2 separate regions of the Homo sapiens genome follow, and region 1 is linked to region 2. A link is a contact called in ENCODE Hi-C or POLR2A ChIA-PET data. All regions are on one chromosome and are shown on one strand. The core of a region is the stretch at or near the end of the contact, and the rest is flanking DNA. Distances in the headings are between cores, read along the strand shown.

Region 1 (4,989 bases), core at 1,761-4,260, 39 kb after region 2:
TGGACCCCATCTGTCTTGTTCATCATCATTCATTTAGCACCAAGCACAGGACTTCAATCGACATTTGACCAGGTTTGTATTTTACAAACAGCCTGCAGGTGACACTTTGAGCTGCTGGGGACTAGAGTCTGAGTGTAATGAGACTGATGAGGAGCCTGCCTGGATGTGAGGAGACCCTGAACTGGAGCCTCAGTACTGGAGACGGGGATGAAATGGAGAGAGCAGGAGGTGGGATTGACAGGCATTGGGAGTGATTGGGGGGCGAGGGAGAAGTAGGAGTCAAGGAGCGCACCCAGATTTCTAATCTGGACGATGCAATAACAAATGGTGGCACTCTTTGCTGACAGCAGAAACAAGGGGGGAGCAGAAGACTCAGGAGAAGGTAACAAGCTCAGTTTTGCCTATCTGTATTTCAAATGCCTGGGGGGCCATCCAGGTGGACTCATGCAGGAGGCAGCTAGACGGTTGGATGGAACAAAAGACTAGTGAAGACATGACCACGCTTTCTGAAACATTCCCATGCAAGTCATTCATTGTCCAGACAAAGTGTTGGAGGAAGCGGGGTGCAGGGCAGGGCCCTGGGTTGGAAGTTGACAGACCCACATTCCCTTCGCCACTACTACCTGATGTGTCATCTTGATGGGCAAGGGACACTGCCTTCTGGCTTGTACTTTTCTACTTAGTTGTAAAAATGAGAAGCCTGCCTCAAACCTCTGTGTTTCCTTCTAGCTCTCAGATGCTATGGCTAAATATTTGAAATATTTGCAGGCCTACCCTCTGCAGGCTACTGGGCTGGGCCCTGACCCCATTTCCACTTCTCTCAAACAACAACAACAACAACAACAACAACGACAACAACCACCAAAAAGCAGGTCAACTGCAGGAGGAAACTGGGAGGTGAAACACACTGTAAGCTCCTCTGCTCCAAACTGCTCTTCTTTTTCCCCATTCCCTGCACCAAGGTCTCTGTCCACCCAATACACCAGAATGCCCTCCTTAGGTCTCCAGGCCCCTCCAGCTACTCCCAACAACTATTTCCCAAAAGACCAACTAGGAATAAAAATTATCCCCATTCCTCCCCTTTGTGTCACACTTTACATTTCTACTTTCTCCAGTATAAATGATATTTACTGCACGGGAACCATATGGTAGGCACCATGCCAGGCTCTGGGATGAAGACCACACAGACCCTACCCTCAAAAAAGCAGGGAAGAGAGTTAGCAATGTAATTCGAGGTGAATGAACCACACAGGGGCTGTAGGAACATAGATGAAGGGAAGTGGTGTGTGTGTGTGTCTGTGTGTGTGTGTGTGTTCAGGAGGATCCTCAAACCCTGTGAAGTTTTGGGTTTTTTGTTTGTTGGCATGTTTGTTTAAGATAGAGTCTTGCTTTGTTGGCCAGCCTGGAGTGCAGTGGCTTGATCTCAGCTCACCGCAACCTCCACCTCCCGGGTTCGAGCAATTCTCGTGCCTCAGCCTCCCAAGTAGCTGGGATTACAGGCATGCACCACCACGCCTAGCTAATTTTTGTATTTTTAGTGGAGACAGCGTTTCACCTTGTTGGCCAGGCTGGTCACGAACTCCTGACCTCAAGTGAGCCACCCACCTCAGCCTCCCAAAAGTGCTGGGATTATAGGCATGAGCCACCATGCTCAGCCATTTGTTTGTTTTCTGATACAGGGTCTTGCTCTGTTGCCCAGGTGGGAGTGCAGTGGTGCAATCATGGCTCACTGCAACCTCGACTTCCCAAGCTCAAGCGATCCTCCCGCCTTAGCCTCCCTCGTAGCTGGAACCACAGATGTCCGCCACCATGCCCACCTAATTTTTTACATTTTTTGTAGGGACAGGATCTTGCTGTGTTGCCCAGGTTGGTCTCAAACTCCTGAGCTCAAGCAATCTTCCCAACTTTGCCTCCTACAAGTGCTGGGGATTACAGGTGTGAGCCACTGCACCTGGCCCCTGTGAAGTTTTTATAAAACATTAGCACTGGAAGGGATCTCACAGACCAATTAGTCCCACTCCCTCATTTTACATGTGCAGAAACTGAGGCCCAGGCTGGCCACGCATGGTGGCTTACACCTGTAATCCCAACACTTTGGGAGGCTGAGGCAGGAGGATCATTTGAGCCCAGCGGTTCAAGACCAGCCTGGACAGCATAACAAGAACCCCCATCTCTACAAAAAAAATTAAAAATTAGGCCAGGTGCGGTGGCTCACGCTTGTAATCCCAGCACTTTGGGAGGCCGAAGCGGGCAGATCATGAGGTCAGGAGATCGAGACCATCCTGGCTAACATGGTGAAACCCCGTCTCTACTAAAAATACAAAAAATTAGCCGGGCATGGTGGCAGGTGCCTGTAGTACCAGCTACTCGGGAGGCTGAGGCAGGAGAATGGCGTGAACCCGGGAGGCAGAGCTTGCAGTGAGCCGAGATCGTGCCACTGCACTCCAGCCTGGGTGACAGAGCAAGACTCCGTCCCAAATAATAATAATAATAATAATAATAATAATAATAATAATAATATCTTAAGAGGTATAAGAGCTAATATGCTTCCTTCCGGGCTTCATTCTAAGCTCTCTAGATGGATTGATTCGTTTATTACTCACAACATACCTGAGAGTTAGGTTTTTATGTTCCCCTAATATGACAATATTGAGTCTTAGGTTAATTGACTTGCCTGAGGTCACACAGTTAACACAATACTGAATACAGGTAGTCCAAATAAAGAGCCATGAGCGTGGGGGGGAATTGCCTGGAGGCCTTAACATATGATTTCTATACCCTACCCTCAGAAAGTCTGATTCTCTCGGCCTGAAGTGAACAAGCTGGAATTTGCATTTTAGCCATGCACCCTAGGTGATTATGGTTTGGTGGCTATCGGACCACTCTCTGAAAAAACCCAGTTCGAATGTACCTTTTTTCTCAATTCAGAGTTTTCTGGCACAATCCCTCCCTTCCTTGGGACTCCCTGTCCTCAAGGGACCCCGCTTTCCGGAGTCTGCTGGGAATAAGGGTACTCTGGAAACGGACGTATGCCCCCTGGTGGTCAGAAATTAGAGGCTAGGCGCTACAGCCAGCAGGGTCCCGTCAACCGCACAAATTTGTGAACTTTTCTAGAATTTCGTTCAGCCAGTATTACTGAGGTGCCACTATGGGCCAGCACTGAGCCATTGTAATACACAGCACATTGGAGAGAAAGAAGACTTCTGGGGACAGAATTTTTCAAGGTGACTGCTCACCTATTTTCATCCGTGGATACAAAGGCATCAGTTTCAAGCTGCAATTGGACAAATTTCACCTGGTCTAAGTATTCGTATCTGGCAACATATAGCTCTGATCTTAGGTCTTTAGGAGGCTGAAAAAGAGTTTTTTGAAAAAGGCTGAGTCCACCCTCGGGAAGGAAACACAGGAGCATGTATATTTGCAGGGCTCCAAGGCTTTGTAGTCAGGCTGTTCCAGCTCTGTTACTTCAGGCTCTGGGACCCGGGAGCAGTTATTTCATCTTTCTAAGCTGCAGCTGCTTCACCTGAACTATGTGAATAATAACAACACCTGTCTCAAAGGTTTGTGTGATGAAATGGTCTCTTAGTGCCTGGCACAAGATAAACGTTCAAAAAAGTTGTAGGTATTTTGAAATATAATACTTTGTAGTTATATACCATAAAGTATACACTATATATACCAGGGTTCTAACACCAGCCTTAATTCATTCACCTTAAAAAGGAACACAAATGGGCCGGGCGCGGTGGCTCACGCCTGTAATCCCAGCACTTTGGGAGGCCGAGGCGGGTGGATCAACTGAGGTTGGGAGTTCAAGACCAGCCTGGCCAACATGGCGAGACCCTGTCTCTACTAAAAATACAAAAATTAGCCGGGCGTGGTGGTGCGCGCCTACAATCCCAGCTACTCGGGAGGCTGAGGCAGGAGAATCGCTTGAACCCGGGAGGTGGACATTGCGGTGAGCCGAGATCGCGCCACTGCGCTCCAGCCTGTGCAACAAGAGCAAAACTCCGTCTCAAAAAAAAAAAAAAAAGGAACACGAATAATTCTTGAGGCCAGGCACAGTAGCTCACTCCTGTAATCCCAGCACTTTGGGAAGCCAAGGTGGGAGAATCACTTGAGGCCAGGAGTTGGAGACTAGCCCAGACAACATAGTGAGACCCCTGTCTCTCCAAATAAAAAAAAAATTAGCCAGACATGGTGTCATGAACCGGTAGTCCCAGCTATACAGGAAGCTGTCGCAGGAGGATCACTTGAGCCCTGTAGTTGGAGGCAGCAGTGAGCCACTCCTGCCTGGGTGACAGACCAAGACCCCATCTAAAAAAAAGAAAAAACTCTTGATCCACTGTAGTTGAGAGACAAGATTTCCTCCAGTTTTGAATCCTCTAATATGTGATGCATAGACATCTAAACTATTCCACACTGTTGGTGGGATTGCAAGCTAGTACAACTTTGAAAAATTGTTTGATAGTGTCTGCTAAAACTGAACATATTTATGGCCCAGCAATTTATTCTTAGGTATATTCCCAAAAGAAATGTTTACATATGTTACCCAGAAAACATAAACAAGCATGTTTATAGCAATACTATTTATAACAGCCTCCAAGTGGGGAAATATCTAAGTGTCTATCAACACTACAATAAGTTTTTGTGTGTGTTTGTTTGTTTGTTTTGTTGAGATGAAGTTTCGCTCTTGTTTCCCAGGCTGGAGTACAAAGGCAAAATCTCGGCTCACTGCAACCTCCGCCTCCCGGGTTCAAGCAATTGTCCTGCCTCAGCCTCCTGAGTAGCTGGGATTACAGGTGCCCGCCACTACGCCTGGCTAACTTTTGTATTTTAGTAGAGACGGAGTTTCACCATGTTGGCCAGGCTGGTCTTGAACTCCTGACCTCAAGTAATCGGTCCGCCTTGGCCTCCCAAAGTGCCGGGATTACAGGCATGAGATATGGCGCCCGGCCTAGATGTTTATTTTTTATTTTATTTTTATTTTAT
Region 2 (5,472 bases), core at 63-2,562:
GCCATCTGAGGGAATGAAAGCCCTAGCCAGGACAGTCCCTCTCAGGAAGCATTCCCCCAGCCCTCCCCACACAAATACAAACTATGAGGCCAGCGCCAAACACATGCCCCATTGGCAAAGTGGTCAGGCAAAATGAATACCCGCTCAAAAACAAACTGGCTGTCTTCCTCCCCATCTCCCCCACCCCCCACCTCTAGCTCATTCTGGCCGCAACCTTTCCAACTAATCAGCAAGACACATGTGCCTTGCAGTAGGGCAACTCCCCCATCTCCACCCCCAAAACAAAGCCCCAATGCCTGGCCTGTCCCTGCGGGCCTTATCGCACCCAGGAACATGACCCACACTCCTGGCCGGGTTTGGGACCAAGGAGCGCACCCCCACTAACAAGGGGCAGGGTGAGGGGGCAGCCACCCCTACCACCTCCCCTTCCCATTGGCGAAACAACTGGCATGACAGGTTAGCAGGGCGGGGCGTCGGGGCGGTCTCTCCAGAGGCCTGGGGCAGCTTGTCCGACCTTCCCACACGCACCCCACCCCTCTGCAGGGAAAGGTGAGGTGAGCATTCAGTCTCAGGGCACAGCCTGCACTCCCTAATCCCCAAAGCCTGCCACCATTCACCCTCTCATCTTCTGTCCCAAGAGGAGGGGGCCCAGGGAAGCGGGGTCTCCATTGTTTTGCCAGCTGTCTAGCAGCTGCTCCTTTGAGAGGAGCCCGCAGTCTGCCCGGCAGTGAAAGAGTGAAGGCCGCTGGGAGGGATAAAAGGGTCGGTAGAGGTGCTCCCCTTCCCCGCTGCCTTCCTCAGCGCCCCGCTCTCTCGCTCGCTCCATCGTGGGGCCTGGACGGGGGCAGGAGAAGTCCCCCCACCCTCGAGGCTGCAGCCCCCACCCCGCAGCTCCGGGCCACCTGGGCGCCTCCAAGCCCCAAATCCCCCCACACTGAAGGCCACCCTGTCCTGCCTCCCTGCGCCCCCCAGGTTGGCTGGAAGGGCCGGTGGTTCCCCCTTCCCCGCCGCTCCCGATCGGCCCCCACCCCCGGGCGTCGAGCTCCACGGCGCCGCCAGGGACGGGAGCCGGGAGTCCGGGCCGCTGCTTCCAGGGGACGGGGGAGGAGGAGGAGGAGCCGGCGGGCCCCGCCGCCCGCCCGCCCTCCCTCCCGGCCGGAGCCCGCCCCGCCGCCCCACCAAGCCGGGCCCGCCACCGAGCGGCCGCCGCCGCCGACCGGCACTCACCGGCCACCGGAGCCCGCCCGGCAGGCAGCAGAAGCGGAGACGCGGCATCCAGCAGCCTCGGCCCGGTCAGGGATGGAGCAGAGCGCAGCGCGGCGCAGCTCAGCGCCGCCCCCAGCGACCGCGCAGGCCGAGCCGAAAGGGAGCTCCCTGCTGGCGGCTGTGGGGATAAACGCCCGGCCTGCCTGGCAGCGCCAGTGCGCGCCGCCAGACGTGGGCCAGGCGGGCCGGGCGCTGCCCTGGCAGCCTCCGTCCGCTGTGGACTCCGAAGCCCCTCTCGCTGTGTCTGAGAGAGGCCCTGCCTGGAGTTTCTGTCTGCACTGGGCACTGGAGGCTGTCCGAAAAGGGTCCGAAAGGGGCTGAGTGGCACTGCCTAGGACAGGCACCAGGGTCATGATGAACGTATAGAAGAGGGGCTGTCCAAGGCAGGCACCGAACTCTGCAGGCTGTGTTCAAGGTAGTGCTGTCTAAAGGAAGCAATTAAGTCTTACTGGCCGCCTCCTCCCAAGGTGGCTCTGCAGAGGCACACACAGGGCCCTGCTGGATGGTGCCCCAGGCTCAGTCCAGACCAGGTACTGCCTGCCATGTCCGAGATGGCACTGCCAGAATGCACTCCCCAAGGTAAAAACAGACTCCCAATAGCTTGGTCTGATACAGCCCTGCCTCAAAATGGAGTGGATCAAGAGGCGTACCAGGGCCCGGGAGCCATGGCTGTAAGTGCCACTCACTCCCTAAAGGAGTTCACCAATGCCAAGATTAACACTTTCAGAAGCTCTTTGGAATGCAGTCTGTCCCTGGGTCCACTGTGTGCTGTAAATATCAAGTGAGCTGCTGTACCCACCAAGAAGACAGTTTATACTTCCTGGGAGAGGCCAAGGGACATCCAGATACCAGGCCTCCAAGATAGGTGCTATGTCTAGAGTTTGGAGAAAGAAAGAAATGGGGACACTTCCCTGGGCAGTGTCCATGCTGGAGTGGGGTGTGCCAGAATGTGGAAGAAACTGAGTGGGGTGGTGCAGGAAGAAGGGTGTAGCAGACAAATGCTGCTACCTCCCTAGACAGCCCAAACAGGAACTTCTCCAGGCAAGGGCAGCCCAACCTGACAGACCAGGGAAGGCTGGAGCAAGGAGGCTCAGAAAGCAGAGAGTTGAGTAAGAGTTAGGGAGTTCCTGAGGAATAGACCCAGGCGGGATACACATTTTGGAATAACATGCAACTCAAATTCAATTTAACAAACTGCCTGCTAAGTGCCAAGTGCAGCCCCAGGCACTTGGGGTGACACAGAAGGAGATCAGACATGGCATATCTCCAGGGAAATCACATGGGGAACAGGTAGACCTGAGCTGTGACAGTAGTAGGGTTCACCATGCTGGCATTACTTGGATGATGAGATAGGTGCTATGATGGGAGGCTTATTTGGCTTGAGGAGTGAGAAGAGCAGCTTCAAAAACATGACATTTGAGGCCAGGCATGGTGGCTTATGCCTGTAATCCCAGCACTTTGGGAGGCTGAGGTGGGCAGATCACTTGAGGCCAGCGTTCAAGACCAGCCTGGCCAACATGGCGAAACCCCATCACTACTACAAATACAAAAAATTAACCAGGCGTGGTAGTGCATGTCTATAATCCCAGCTACTTGGGAGGCTGAGGCAGGAGAATCTCTTGAACCTGGGGAGCAGAGGTTGCAGTGAGCGGAGATTACACCACTGTACTTCAGCCTGGGCGACAGAGCAAGACTCTGTCTCCAAAAAAGAAAAAAAAAAAACCCCAAAAACATGACATTTGAGCGGAACCTTGCAGGCTAAGTAGGACAACGACTATCATTAGTGTTTCCTGAGTACCTATTATATACTAGACACTATCTCTACTCCTCACAATGAACCTATGAGGGAGACATTATTATTATAGATAGGGGTTGAGTGCATGGACTCTGGAGCTGGATTGCCTGGATTCAAAATCTCAGTTCTGTAAAGTACTAGCTGTGTTACTCTGGGTGATTTTTTATAAATCACCTCTCTGTGCTTCACTTTGCTCATCCAAAAAATTGGGATAATAACAGTGACTCCCTCCCTCAAAATTTGTTTTGAAAATTATATAAGCTTAGTCTTTTCAACACATGGGGCTTTTCAACAAACTGGACATCCACATGCAAAAAAAAAAAAAGGGGGGGGTCTAGACACAGACTTTATACCCTTCACAAAAATTAACTCAGAATAGATTATATACCTAAATGTAAAACACAAAACTATAAAACTGTCTCCTAGAGGATAACATAGGAGAAAACCTAGATGACCTTGAGTATCACAATGACTCTTTAGATACAACACCAAAGGCACCATAAAAGAAAGAGCTGATAAGCTGGGCTTCATTAAAATTAAAAATGTCTGCTCTGCAAAAGACTGTCAAGAGAATGAGAAGACAAGCCACAACTGGGATAAAATATATGCAAAAGACATCTGATAAAGGATTGTTATCCAAAATACGCAGAGTTTTAAAAACTCAACAATAAGAAAATGAACCACCCAATTTAGAAATGGGCAAAAAACCTGATCAGACACCTTACCAAAGAAGATATACAGATAGCAGTAAGCAAAAGAAAAGATATTCAACACTGTATATCATTAGAGAATAGCAAATTAAAGCCAGGTGCGGTGGCTCACGCCTGTAATCCCAGCACTTTGGGAGGCTGAGGCAGGTGTGTCATGAGATCAGGAGCTCGAGACCATCCTGGCTAACATGGTGAAACCCCGTCTCTACTAAAAATATGCAAAAGACATCTGATAAAGGACTGTTATCCAAAATATGCAAAGAGTTTTAAAAACTCAACAATAAGAAAACCACCCAATTTAGAAATGGGTAAAAAACCTGATCAGACACCTTACCAAAGAAGATATACAGATAGTAGTAAGCAAAAGAAAAGATACTCAACATTGTATGTCACTAGAGAATAGCAAATTAAAGCCAGGTGCAGTGGCTCACGCCTGTAATCCCAGCACTTTGGGAGGCCGAGGCAGGTGGATCAGGAGGTCAAGAGATCCAGACCATCCTGGCCTACATGGTGAAACCCTGTCTCTACTAAAAGAACAAAAATTAGCCTGGTGTGGTGGCATGCACCTGTAGTCCCAGCTACTCAGGAGGCTGAGGCAGGAGATTCACTTGAACCCAGGAGGCAGAGGGTGCAGTGAGCCGAGATTGCACCACTGCACTCCAGCCTGGGTGACAGAGCAAGACTCCGTCTCAAAAAATAATAATAAATAAAAAATAAAAGAGAATAGCAAATTAAGATGACCATGAGGTAAAACTACTTTATTTACCTAAATTTGGATTTTGGCCAAAATCCGAAATGCCAACAACTCCAAATGCTAGCAAGAATGTAGAGCAACAGGAACTCCCATTCTCTGCTGGTAGCAAAATGGTATAGCCACTTTGAAAGACAGTTTGGTGGTTTCTTAGAAAATGAAACATATTCTTACCATACAATCCAACAATCCCACTCCTTGGTATTTATCCAAATGAATTGAAAACTTATGTCCACACAAAATCCTGCACATGATGTTTGTAGCAACTTTATTCATAATTGCCAAAACTTGGAAGCAACCAAGATGAACTTCAGTAGGTAAATGGACAAATAACCTATGGTATATCTAGACAATGGCATATTATGTGGCACTAAAAAAGAAATGAGCTATCAAGCCATGAAAAGACATGGAGGAAACTTAAATGTATATTAATAAGTGAAAGAAGCTGATCTGAAAAGGCTACATGTTGTATGATTCCAACTATATGGCATTCTGCAAAAGGCAAAACTATGGAGACAATAAAAAGGTTAGTGGTGCCATGGATTAAGGTTGAGGGAGGGATGAAAATGCAAAGCACAGAGGATTTTTAGGGCAGTGAAACTCTTCTGTGTGATACCGCACTGTTGAATACATGTCATTATGTGTTTGTCAAAACCCACAAAATGTACAACACCAAGAGTGAATCCTAATGTAAACCATGGACTTTGGGGGATACTGATGTGTCAATGTAGGTTCATCGATTGTAACAAATGTACAACTCTGGTGAAGAGTGTGATCGTGGGGAAGGCTGTGCATGTGTCGGGGCAGGGGGCATATGGGAAATCTCTGTACTTTATGCTCAATTTGGCTGTGAACTTAAACTGATTTTTAAAATAATATTTATTATTATTATTTTGAGACAGGATCTCAGTCTGCCACCCAGGCTGGAGTGCAGTGCTGTGATCTCAGCT

What was found. A loop is a pair of places that touch in the nucleus more often than their neighbours do. ChIA-PET counts read pairs that join two places held with the same protein, here RNA polymerase II (POLR2A). Pooled maps may share reads with other maps.
Region 1: a loop to region 2 is called in a map of Panc1, with 12 times the contacts of the local background. The contact joins the enhancer-like site here to the promoter of MYO18A in region 2. A Hi-C loop is called at or near these places in 24 of 168 maps with a recorded cell type or tissue (B cell, Caco-2, HepG2 and 16 more), 8 of 37 single-sample maps with no recorded cell type and 30 of 50 pooled maps. POLR2A ChIA-PET finds 5 or more read pairs at or near these places in 21 of 52 experiments (A549, A673, AG04449 and 17 more).

The regions. Positions count from the first base shown.
Region 1 is chr17:29,216,546-29,221,534 of GRCh38, forward strand. No RefSeq gene overlaps it. Among named protein-coding and RNA genes, the nearest start is that of CRYBA1, 28 kb to the right of the region's middle. RefSeq lists a silencer at 3,066-3,155. Within about 2 kb of position 3,011, at least 2 of the 41 ENCODE cell types and tissues checked have a DNase peak (open chromatin) inside an H3K27ac peak, as active enhancers do; they include Panc1 and dorsolateral prefrontal cortex, where a contact is called at or near this core.
Region 2 is chr17:29,179,086-29,184,557 of GRCh38, forward strand. It overlaps MYO18A (myosin XVIIIA), which reads right to left and starts at 1,313. Exons shown (of 42, transcript NM_078471.4): 1 at 1,228-1,313. RefSeq lists silencers at 987-1,036, 1,157-1,206, 1,172-1,392.